2 separate regions of the Mus musculus genome follow, and region 1 is linked to region 2. The links are chromatin loops, found by intact Hi-C in ENCODE. Cell type or tissue: left cerebral cortex. All regions are shown on one strand. Links, peaks and the distances in the headings refer to the core of each region. The heading gives the core; the rest is flanking DNA.

Region 1 (5,395 bases), core at 116-5,115, 240 kb before region 2:
CACCAACAGATTGGGAAAGGATCTTTACCTATCCTAAATCAGATAGGGGACTAATATCCAACATATATAAAGAACTCAAGAAGGTGGACTTCAGAAAATCAAATAACCCCATTAAAAAATGGGGCTCAGAACTGAACAAAGAATTCTCACCTGAGGAATACCGAATGGCAGAGAAGCACCTGAAAAAATGTTCAACATCCTTAATCATCAGGGAAATGCAAATCAAAACAACCCTGAGATTCCACCTCACACCAGTCAGAATGGCTAAGATCAAAAATTCAGGTGACAACAGATGCTGGCGTGGATGTGGAGAAAGAGGAACACTCCTCCATTGTTGGTGGGAGTGCAGGCTTGTACAACCACTCTGGAAATCATTCTGGCCGTTCCTCAGAAAACTGGACATAGTACTACCGGAGGATCCAGCAATACCTCTCCTGGGCATATATCCAGAAGATGCCCCAACTGGTAAGAAGGACACATGCTCCACTATGTTCATAGCAGCCTTATTTATAATAGCCAGAAGCTGGAAAGAACCTAGATGCCCCTCAACAGAGGAATGGATACAGAAAATGTGGTACATCTACACAATGGAGTACTACTCAGCTATTAAAAAGAATGAATTTATGAAATTCCTAGCCAAATGGATGGACCTGGAGGGCATCATCCTGAGTGAGGTAACACATTCACAAAGAAACTCACACAATATGTACTCACTGATAAGTGGATATTAGCCCCAAACCTAGGATACCCAAGATATAAGATATAATTTGCTAAACACATGGAACTCAAGAAGAATGAAGACTGAAGTGTGGACACTATGCCCCTCCTTAGATTTGGGATCAAAACACCCATGGAAGGAATTACAGAGACAAAGTTTGGAGCTGAGATGAAGGGATGGACCATGTAGAGACTGCCATATCCAGGGATCCACCCCATAATCAGCATCCAAACGCTGACACTATTGCATACACTAGCAAGATTTTATTGAAAGGACCCAGATGTAGCTGTCTCTTGTGAGACTATGCCGGGGCCTAGTAAACACAGAAGTGGATGCTCACAGTCAGCTAATGGATGGATCATAGGGCTCCCAATGGAGGAGATAGAGAAAGTAGCCAAGGAGCTAAAGGGATCTGCAACCCTATAGGTGGAACAACATTATGAACTAACCAGTACCCCGGAGCTCTTGACTCTAGCTGCATATATATCAAAAGATGGCCTAGTCGGCCATCACTGGAAAGAGAAGCCCATTGGACTTGCAAACTTTATATGCCCCAGTACAGGGGAACACCAGGGCCAAAAAGGGGGAGTGGGTGGGCAGGGGAGTAGGGGTGGGTGGATATGGGGGACTTTTGGTATAGCATTGGAAATGTAAATGAGCTAAATACCTAATAAAAAATGGAAAAAAAAAATAAAGGGATGCTACTGATTTTTTAGTTAATTTTTAATTCAGCTAATTTTCTAATGGTGTTTATCAGATGTAGGAGTTCTCTGGTAGAATATTTGGGGACAGACATGTGCATCTGCATGCCTGCATGCCCTCAAGGACACACACACACACACACACACACACACACACACAGACACACCTTTACAAACTTGTGAGATTATGATACATAGGTATATATTTTTAACCTGCAAATATCACAGTACACATATTATGTACTGTAGAAGAATTTTACTTTAGTACCATGGCTGTCTGGCAAGAGAATCACATCTAGAGACCTTCAGTGTCCGTGGGATTCAGCTGGAATGCAGACATGCCACACACCTTTAATCCCACTGGCTGGAATAAAGACATTCACTTAGTATATACCTCTAATTCTAAACAATGACATCTACTTGAGGGGCAGATGAAATGATTAATCAGAGAAAGATTTGCCAGAATGAGTCAGAGTCATGATATACCCTACTCACTCAAGAACAGCACAAGAAAGAAAGGACTTAAGAGATCAGGACTGAAACAAGGGAGAGAGAGGGAGAGAAAGAGAGAGAGAGAGAGAGAGAGAGAGAGAGAGAGAGAGAGAGAGAGAGAGAGAGACAGAGACAGAGACAGAGACAGAGAGACAGAGACAGAGAGACAGAGACAGAGACAGAGAGACAGAGACAGAGAGACAGAGAGAGTTAGTTTTACAGAGACAGGCTGCAGGTGAAAACAGAAGACAGAACTAGCCAGAGAATGAGAAGTAGCCAAAAGATTAGAACTTATTGCTAAAGTTATGATAAGGCCAAGTAGAGCAATTCAGATAGAAGCCAGAAACCAATTTATATCAATCAGTTTGTACCAGAACAGTTGATGTGAAACAGCCAATCAAGAGTTCAGAAAGAACTAGAAATGGTGAGTTTATTCAGCAGTTAAGTTTTTGAGGTGATAATTGCATCGGTAAATGAATAATAGGTTTACAATATACAAATAATTTAAAACTAGGTAGCTTCAAATATTTTTTGTTTACAGATATGCCTTATCAATTGCCTTAGTTTGCTTTCTGTTACACTGACCATAACCATTAAGGAAGGAAAGAATTATATTTGTCTTATATTTTCCCATCACAGGCCATCAGTGAGAGAAATCAGGGCAGGAACTCAAGCAGACACTTGGAGTCAGAAACTGAAGCACAGACCTTGGAGGAAGGCTTAAACAACCTACTTTATTATAAGAATTGTAGATAAGTATTATATTTATAATTTTGGAGTAATAATGGTTAATATAGAACACCAGAAAGGAAAACTCTTAGCAAAGTATAGACATGTCTATATAGAATTACAACCTAAATGAAAATAAAAAACCCATAGTACATAATACTGAGAATGTAGAAACAAAACTAAAAAAACAACAACAACAACAAAAAACAAACAAACAAACAAAAAACCTTCAAGAAGATTCTAATAGTGTTACACCAAGTTTCACAGGAAAGAAAAGTCCATTTCTTTAGAGATGTAGCTTCATTATGTGGTCCAACATCTATGTGCCTTTAATAAGCAGCACTAAGTGGGCTCAGTGGGTTTAAAGCTGATTGATGTTGAGCATAGGTAAAAGGATTATTGTCAATATAGACGTCAATATGTGTATTTATGAATTTTTTCATTAGAAAAATTCATCAGAATCATAGCATGGTTGTAGTAGAGCATTTCAGATAATTTCTTTCAGAAATCTGAAACATGCCCTGTACAAGATATAGCATATATTTTAAAAATACAAAGCTCCAGCAGAGGGACATCTTGAGTTAGAAATTAACAGTGCTGGGAGAAGGAAGGAGGAATCATTTTCTTCTCAGGCAGCAGTCAGTAATATCACACAAGGAAAACAATGTATTTTATTAAACATTTTGCTATATTCACTGTGGACATTTGTCTTTAATGATTAACTTTTTAAAATAAAATAGAAATAACACTTGGGGTTACAAATTTAGTAAGATGATTGGTTCTTGGATATAAAATTTGATGTTTTATTTATATTTTTAATTTTATTTTAAATTTATTTTTTACACTCCATATTCCATTCTCCACCCCCCTCATCCACCCTGTGACTGCTTCACATCCCACACCTCTTCCCCACCCCACCCCCTGTCTCCACGTGGATGCCCCCACATCCCCAACCCACCAGACCTCTAAACTCCCTAGGACCTCCAGTCTCTTGAGGGTTAGGTGCATCTTCTCTGAATGAACACAGACCCGGAAATCCTCTACTGTATGTGTGTTGGGGGCCTCATATCAGCTGGTGTATGCTGTCTGTTTGGTGGTTCAGTGTTTGAGAGGTCTCAGGGGTCCAGATTAATTGAAATTGCTCATTCTCCTACTGGATACTACACATAAAATTCATTTGCTGTTTTTGTTGTTTTGTCTCATTATTTTCTCTGATTTACAAGTTTACTTCTTCAGATGAGCAATCTCAAACAAACATCACCATTTAACAGTAGGACATATTTTTTAAATAGTAGCATTTGCTTTAGTTGAATATAACCCTACTACATAAAAATAGGAGGAGGGTGACCCTGTAGGAGGACCAGCAGTCTCAATCAACCTGGACCCCCAAGATCTCTCAGACACTGGACCACCAATCAGGCAGCATACACCAGCTGATATGAAGCCCCCAACACATATACAGCAGAGGACTGCAGGATCTGGGTTTAGTCAAGAAGATTCACCTAATGCTCAAGAGACTATGGGCCCCAGGGAATTTATAGGTTTGGTGGGGTGGGGGTGGGAGGTAGAGACATCCTCGTGGAGACAGGAGGGTGGGGAGGAGGTATGGGATGTGAAATAGTCAGAGTGTGGACCGTAAGGGGAATACAATCTGGAGTTTAAAATAAATAAATAAATAAATAAATAAATAAATAAATAAATAAATAAATAAATAAATAAAATAGCAGATTAAGATCAAATAATTTTACAATTTGGGACTGCGGTTTTGCATTACCTTGCTGTATTGTGTGTGTCTCTGTGTGTGTGTGTGTGTGTGTGTGTGTGTGTGTATGTTTGTGCATGTGTGTGTGTGTGTGCATGTGTGTATGTGTGTGCATTTGTGTATGTGTGTGTGTCCATAGCATGTGTGAAAAAAGTAGCTCCTCTTTGTATGATTATATATAGATAGACACGAAGAGTTGATTCTCAGAATCATACTGTAACAGAATTGTGTGTCCTACAGCAAAACGTTTTATGAGATACTCAATTTAAAAGAAATAATGTAAAATCAAATGATTTCTTCTTGCAGTTTCTGAAACATATGTAAAAATAATCATTTTCACTTTTAATCATATAGATAAGCTCCCTCACATTTTTACTCTTTTCTCCCTTTTCCCTCCCTCCTTTTCTTCCTTTCTTTTGTGATTAAAAACAAAAACAAAAATATTACTTATTTATTTGATGAATTTCAATGTTTTGCCTTCATGTATATCTGTGCATTATGTTCATGAGTGTTACCTATACAAGGCAGAAGAAAGTGCAAATTTTCTTCGAACTGGAATTATAGATGACTGTGAGCTGCCATGTTGGTGGCTCAGAATTGTGCTGGGCTCCTTGGGAATAGCATCTGATGCTCATAATTGAGCTATCTCTACATCCTCTTTTTGCTATTTTTGAGATATTACTATGTAGTCCAAACTAGCACTTATCTTGTAGTCAACTTGTTTCTGCTTCCAGAGTTCAGGAATCTGGGATTATATGTGTGTGCATCCACACCCAGTGCTAGCATTAATTTTCAATTAAACAAATATCTACTAAGTGGCTAAATGATGCCTTGGGTAGGTATATCATAGGTTTTGACTAAAACAGGTTGAAATAAAGCAAAAAAGAAAAGTCCCTTTCTCTTGAGTAGTTTAGACTGTGCTTGTAATAATTCTTCAGAGATGTTAGTTCCATGTACTTGAAATATTTGTATAAATATCAGAAGGTTAAGAAA
Region 2 (5,395 bases), core at 267-5,266:
GATTTGTTGCTTAAAATAAAGATCATCTGTCTGAATTCCCTTTCAAAGTAGACAGCTTGTGAAGGAAAAAAAAAGTTAAAACTGTCATCACCAAGTGACAAATTTTAAATTGCATCTCAGAAGGCTCACTTGATACAGGGATTGAAGAAATTCATGAAACAGGTAAAATTTGTATTTTATAGACAGAACTTTCTGGAATTTTCTTGATAACACGCACACACACATTTGTGCACACATGTATAAATATCACATACACTTAAAACCACTGGAGCAAAGGACAAGACAGGTTTCTAGATTTCTGGTGTGCTTCTCTGCTGCTGTGAGAAAACACTGACCAAAACTAAGTTAGTGGAGGGAGGGATTTATTTCAGTTTATAGTTTATAATCCATCATCAAGGAAGCCAAGTCAGGAATTCAAGCAAGAACTGTTAATTGGAACTGAAGCAGAGAATATGGAGAAACATTGCTCACTTCTTTGTTCCCCATGTCTTACTAAGCTTGTCTTTCTTTCTTTCTTTCTTTCTTTCTTTCTTTCTTTCTTTCTTTCTTTCTTTCTTTCTTTCTCTCTCTCTCTCTCTCTCTCTCTCTCTCTCTCTCTCTCTCTCTCTCTCTCTCTCTCTCTCTTTCATCTTTCTTTTGTCTTTCTTTCTTTTTTTTTTCCTGAGACAGGGTTTCTCTGTGTAGCCCTGGCTGTCCTGGAACTCACTCTGTAGACCAGGCTGGCCTCGAACTCAGAAATCTGCCTGCCTCTGCCTCCCAAGTGCTGGGATTAAAGGCGTGTGCCACCTTCTTATACAGCCTAGACCCATCTGTCCTGGGATGGCACTGCACACACTAAGTAGCATCACTCCACATTAAGCATTAACTAAGAAAATGCCTACATGCCAAAATCTAATTCAGGCAATTCCTGAATTGAGATCTACACTTTCCTGGTGATTCCAGTTAGTATCTAATTGACAAACTTACCAACATATGAAAAATTTCTTTATTTTTCTGACATTATTAATTTGAAAAAAATAGTTGATTTGTCCAATATCCTGGAATTTTCTTAGCCATTATTTAACTTGGAAGCACTTAACTTGAATGGTTCCCAAACTTTTTTCTATACTTTTTAATAGCTTCCATGTTTTTTCCTATAATGTTAATTTACAATGTAAAAAATTCCCAATATTCTATCGTATATGCAATGAGCCAGTGACAAGTTATCTTATCTTTTCAAGGTCATTAGAAATTTCCATCCAAATTAATATGTATTTATGTGTTTGTCTGTAGACTGACTAATAAAAAGGGAGAGAAACAGTGAAAAGAAGCAGCACTAATTTACAGTGAATATGTGCTGCTTGACAGCTACTACTCTGTGTCTTCAGAGATTATAAAACTATTAACAAAAAATTCACTATGTCCTGGGCTGAGGGGATAACTAAGTAGAAGAGTGGCCACACTTGTTAAACATGTTAGGAACCCAGACTCAATCCTCAGGGAAGCCAATAATAAAGAAATAAACCAAAATCATAACAATTCAACATTTTCTGAATTAAGTAATAAGATGAAAATCTCAATATTTTGAGATTTAATCATGCATGAATAGAAAATATAAGATTTTATGTAAATATTTAAGAACACACCTCTGGGAGTGCTGGCTTATCCTTTGTACATGTAAATATATTGACTTAATTCACTGGAGCCTTAATTAACATTGCTCGGAAAATGCAGCATATAGCACATCAACTATAGATTTGTTTTGTTTCTAGGTCTCAACATATTATAACAATTTAGGGTGATGTAGTAAGAACATGTAATAGTATATAAAATACATAGAGCTAGATTTGATAATTTACAGTTTTTCTGGTGGTATTAAAATATTATTGCTTGACATCAAATTAAGCTACAAGTTAAAATGAGATGTTTTGATTTTCTACTGAAAAAATAAATGTTTAATAGAGGTAATAGTAGTATAAATCAATTAGTAAAAGGTGTTACATAAAAAATACTTTCAATGTACTTTTACAAATACGTCATGATTCGAAAGCATTTCATGTTTAATTATATGAATTTACTTAACTTTTCACATCTTTTACATTGAAAGTTATATATATTTTAATGTACAGTCCAGAGCTGCAGAATTTATTTTTCCCCCATGGAAGGCTTTAATACCAAATTTGTATACCATATGAAAAAGGGGGCAGAAGGAATCCTTTACTTTTCATATGTTTTGTGCGCCCTCTTGTGACAAAAGTGGGTTATGTCATGTACATGTTCTTTAATAAAAAAATCTTTTGTCTTGAATAGTAAACCTATACTTGATAGCTACAATGTTTCAAATTCTGTGCTTTACACCATACCGCATTTTTATTAATGCCTATTTTTCACTGTAACATTCCTGGATTTTTATCTCTCAATTGTCTTCCTGAATCTCTTAAGATACGACCCAAAAGGCGATTCATGGTCAACTGTGGCACCTTTGAGTGTTCCTCGAGATGCTGTTGCAGTGTGCCCCCTTGGAGACAAACTCTACGTGGTTGGCGGATATGATGGTCATACTTACTTGAATACCGTTGAGTCGTATGATGCTCAGAAAGACGAATGGAAAGAGGTATTCTTGTAAAATTATCTTCAAATTAATAAACTTCAGAATTTAAGGGAAAGATTTTAAAGCTTAATTTTGGAGTTCATTTTTTTTTTCTTATGCCAACCAAGTTTATTAAGAAGTACAGCATCTTATACTATTTCCAGGGGAGAAATGTGGCAAAGTCAGCAGACTCTGTCATACAATGGGACAAACTCAGCAGGAGGCTAATCAAGCAGTCTTGCACAAGTGGAACACAGATCAGTGCAGATTGAGCATGCATTATTCCTTTGTACAGCCATAGTAGGTCTTTTCTTAGTATACAAATACTTAATAGACCTAGATTATGCTTTTGGCTCGATCACTGTTTCAGTCTTTAATCTCTCAAAGCATAAAAGAACACTAACAGAAAATAGCTGAATAACTATCTGTGCCAAATTCTTGTGATCCATTATTTCATTGAATCCTCACAAAATCTTTGAGTAATAATTATTATTAGTTGTGCCCTTTCAACTGAAAAAATGTTGCACAAATAAAATTGTTTCCAATGCAACTGATCATCTAGCCATGATCTATTTGCATTTTATAATCTATAATGATCTGGGTTGTAGGTTTTTTTTTTTTAATTTTAAACAAGATAAGATAAAAGTTAAGTCAAAATAGATAACACTTCTTTGAAGACCAACATTCTGGGTTATACTAAAGACAGTGGTGTTGTTTTTCTTTTTTCTCTTATTTTTTATTAGGAAGTCCCTGTGAACATTGGAAGAGCTGGAGCATGTGTTGTTGTTGTGAAGCTGCAGTGAAAGTATCATTTGCTAATGCAATGAAATGGATTTCAAGAATGAAGAAAAACATACTCTTTTATGAAGTTCATAAGCAAACTAAATGCTGTTGTGTCATTCTCACATATATTTGAAACCGTTAACATTCATAAGGCTGAAAGCAAAACTTAAATATGAATTACATGTTAGTATTGTGTATATGTGCTCAGTTTATAATCTAATGAGAAATCCAATAGGCAATTATTTAGGCTCATTACCATAAAATGTTAAAATACCTGGTGGATATTTGGTAGTGGGCAATATTTGAAGGTGATGAATACATTAACAGTTTTTATGTAAGAATCTGAGAAGTAAAAAAAAGAAACTGTTAAAGGTACTCTACTGTCTAGAAGTTTAATACAAAATGACAGAAACTTTAAGCATTCCATCTGGTTTCCAAACAATACCTTACATTGCTGATAATACCTCACATTTGTCAAGAAGAAAGGTTTTTCTGTGTCAAAACTGAAAGAGATCATTTACTGATATAATTTGCTATACTAATCCCACCACTTCAAACTTTTCACAAGCCTATTATTTTTAGTTAACTATCTGCCAAAATACATGTATAGATTTTCTGTTTCTTGAAGTAGTGCATTGATTGATTCATTTGCAGTAAAATATCATAATGTCACTATATAATCCTTATTCGGAAACAGTGAATCAGTGAGTATTATATTGTTACAAACTGTGACCTAAGCTTCAGAATGTGAGTGCCTCATTTGTATAGAAATTAATTTTCTCTTCAAACATTTAATGTGTTCCATGTAAACACCTTCCATTAAGTTTTAAAAAGTTGATTTAAACAATTCTAAAGGAGATTATAATTGAGAAAATGATCCACAATGCTGACACTTAGATACATTGAAATGGTTAATATACACTGTTACTTCTATAATTTCTATTTACCTATCAATAGCTGTGTTTCTTTTAATTTCATAATAATTTTTATCCCGTAGGAGATGGTAAGGATAAATGTACTACAACTACACATTTGAAGGTAAAAAAAAAAAAATAGTACTGAGTCACATTTTAGCTTTTAACTATTATTTTCTTTTATCCTCCCTAATGACAAAACAATATGGTGAAACATTGACAACTCACATTTATGCTGTTAACTTTTCAAGTAAATGTTCCACTTTAGAATTTCTATATCTTCTTTTAAATGACCTTTGTATTGTAGATTATCCAAAAAAATCCAGAGAGATGCTTATAATATGTATTAGTGCTACCTATTAATTTTTTAAAATCACATCATAAGTTGCACAAAAATGTTTGTACTATGACCAGCTGAATTTAAATAAAATCTTTTCTCTCTGGCTATAGAGACTGTGATTTTAGAATATGCTGAATGTGTGCTGAATGATCCGTCCCTGCTGCTGTGCCACAATAGTGAACATATTGAAATGCTAATATATAGTTTACTCTTTTTTTCATAATTTGTCTGTAATTCTCAACAGAGATCTACAGATTTTTCCATGCTTAGAGGTACGACAGAATGACAGAGTGGCATTAAGAGGCTATAAGACACGTATAAGACCTTGCTAGAGTTTTTAATATTTGTTTAACGTGTATTAATTATACGTAATAATGAGTTGCCTTGTGACATTTAATACATAAGAATAACATATTTTGATCAAAGTTGTGATACTTTATACTTTGGCTAGCCTCTTTTTCTCTCTCCTACTATTCACTTTCCTCTTCTCAGCTAGCTTCTCATTTCATGACTTTCATTAGTGCTATTTACATTAGCATGGATGAGAGGTTGGTTAAATGCTTTAAGTTAACATTTTAAAAATAATGTAAAAGGAGAGATATCTTGGCCCTTAACGCATCATACCATTTGAGGTACCATGTTCAATAAAGTTGTGAATAATTTGGTAAGTTACAGGTAAATGCGCCATTGTTTACCACAGATTCTCAACATTACAATAATGATTACGTGGTACCAGAAACTATATCTCTACTAATGCCTGATCAAGCAAGTAGATATATAATCTTTTTC

The links. Hi-C counts contacts between places; a loop is a spot of excess contacts. Peaks named below come from ENCODE experiments on the same cell type or tissue, not always from the same donor. Only the 100,000 strongest peaks of a DNase experiment are listed, where the experiment ranks them.
Region 1: a loop joins it to region 2, with 18 times the contacts of the local background. A loop is called at or near these places in 17 of 42 quality-filtered maps.

The regions. Positions count from the first base shown.
Region 1 is chrX:114,321,263-114,326,657 of GRCm38, forward strand. No RefSeq gene overlaps it. Among named protein-coding and RNA genes, the nearest start is that of Klhl4, 150 kb to the right of the region's middle. In left cerebral cortex, for the core only: a CTCF peak has its summit at 3,211; a DNase peak (open chromatin) is centred at 3,203.
Region 2 is chrX:114,556,119-114,561,513 of GRCm38, forward strand. It overlaps Klhl4 (kelch-like 4), which reads left to right. Exons shown (of 11, transcript NM_001290477.1): 10 at 2,422-2,593; 11 at 3,313-5,011. The coding sequence ends at 3,372. Among named protein-coding and RNA genes, the nearest start is that of Klhl4, 84 kb to the left of the region's middle. In left cerebral cortex, for the core only: a CTCF peak has its summit at 2,241 (motif pointing left); a DNase peak (open chromatin) is centred at 2,223.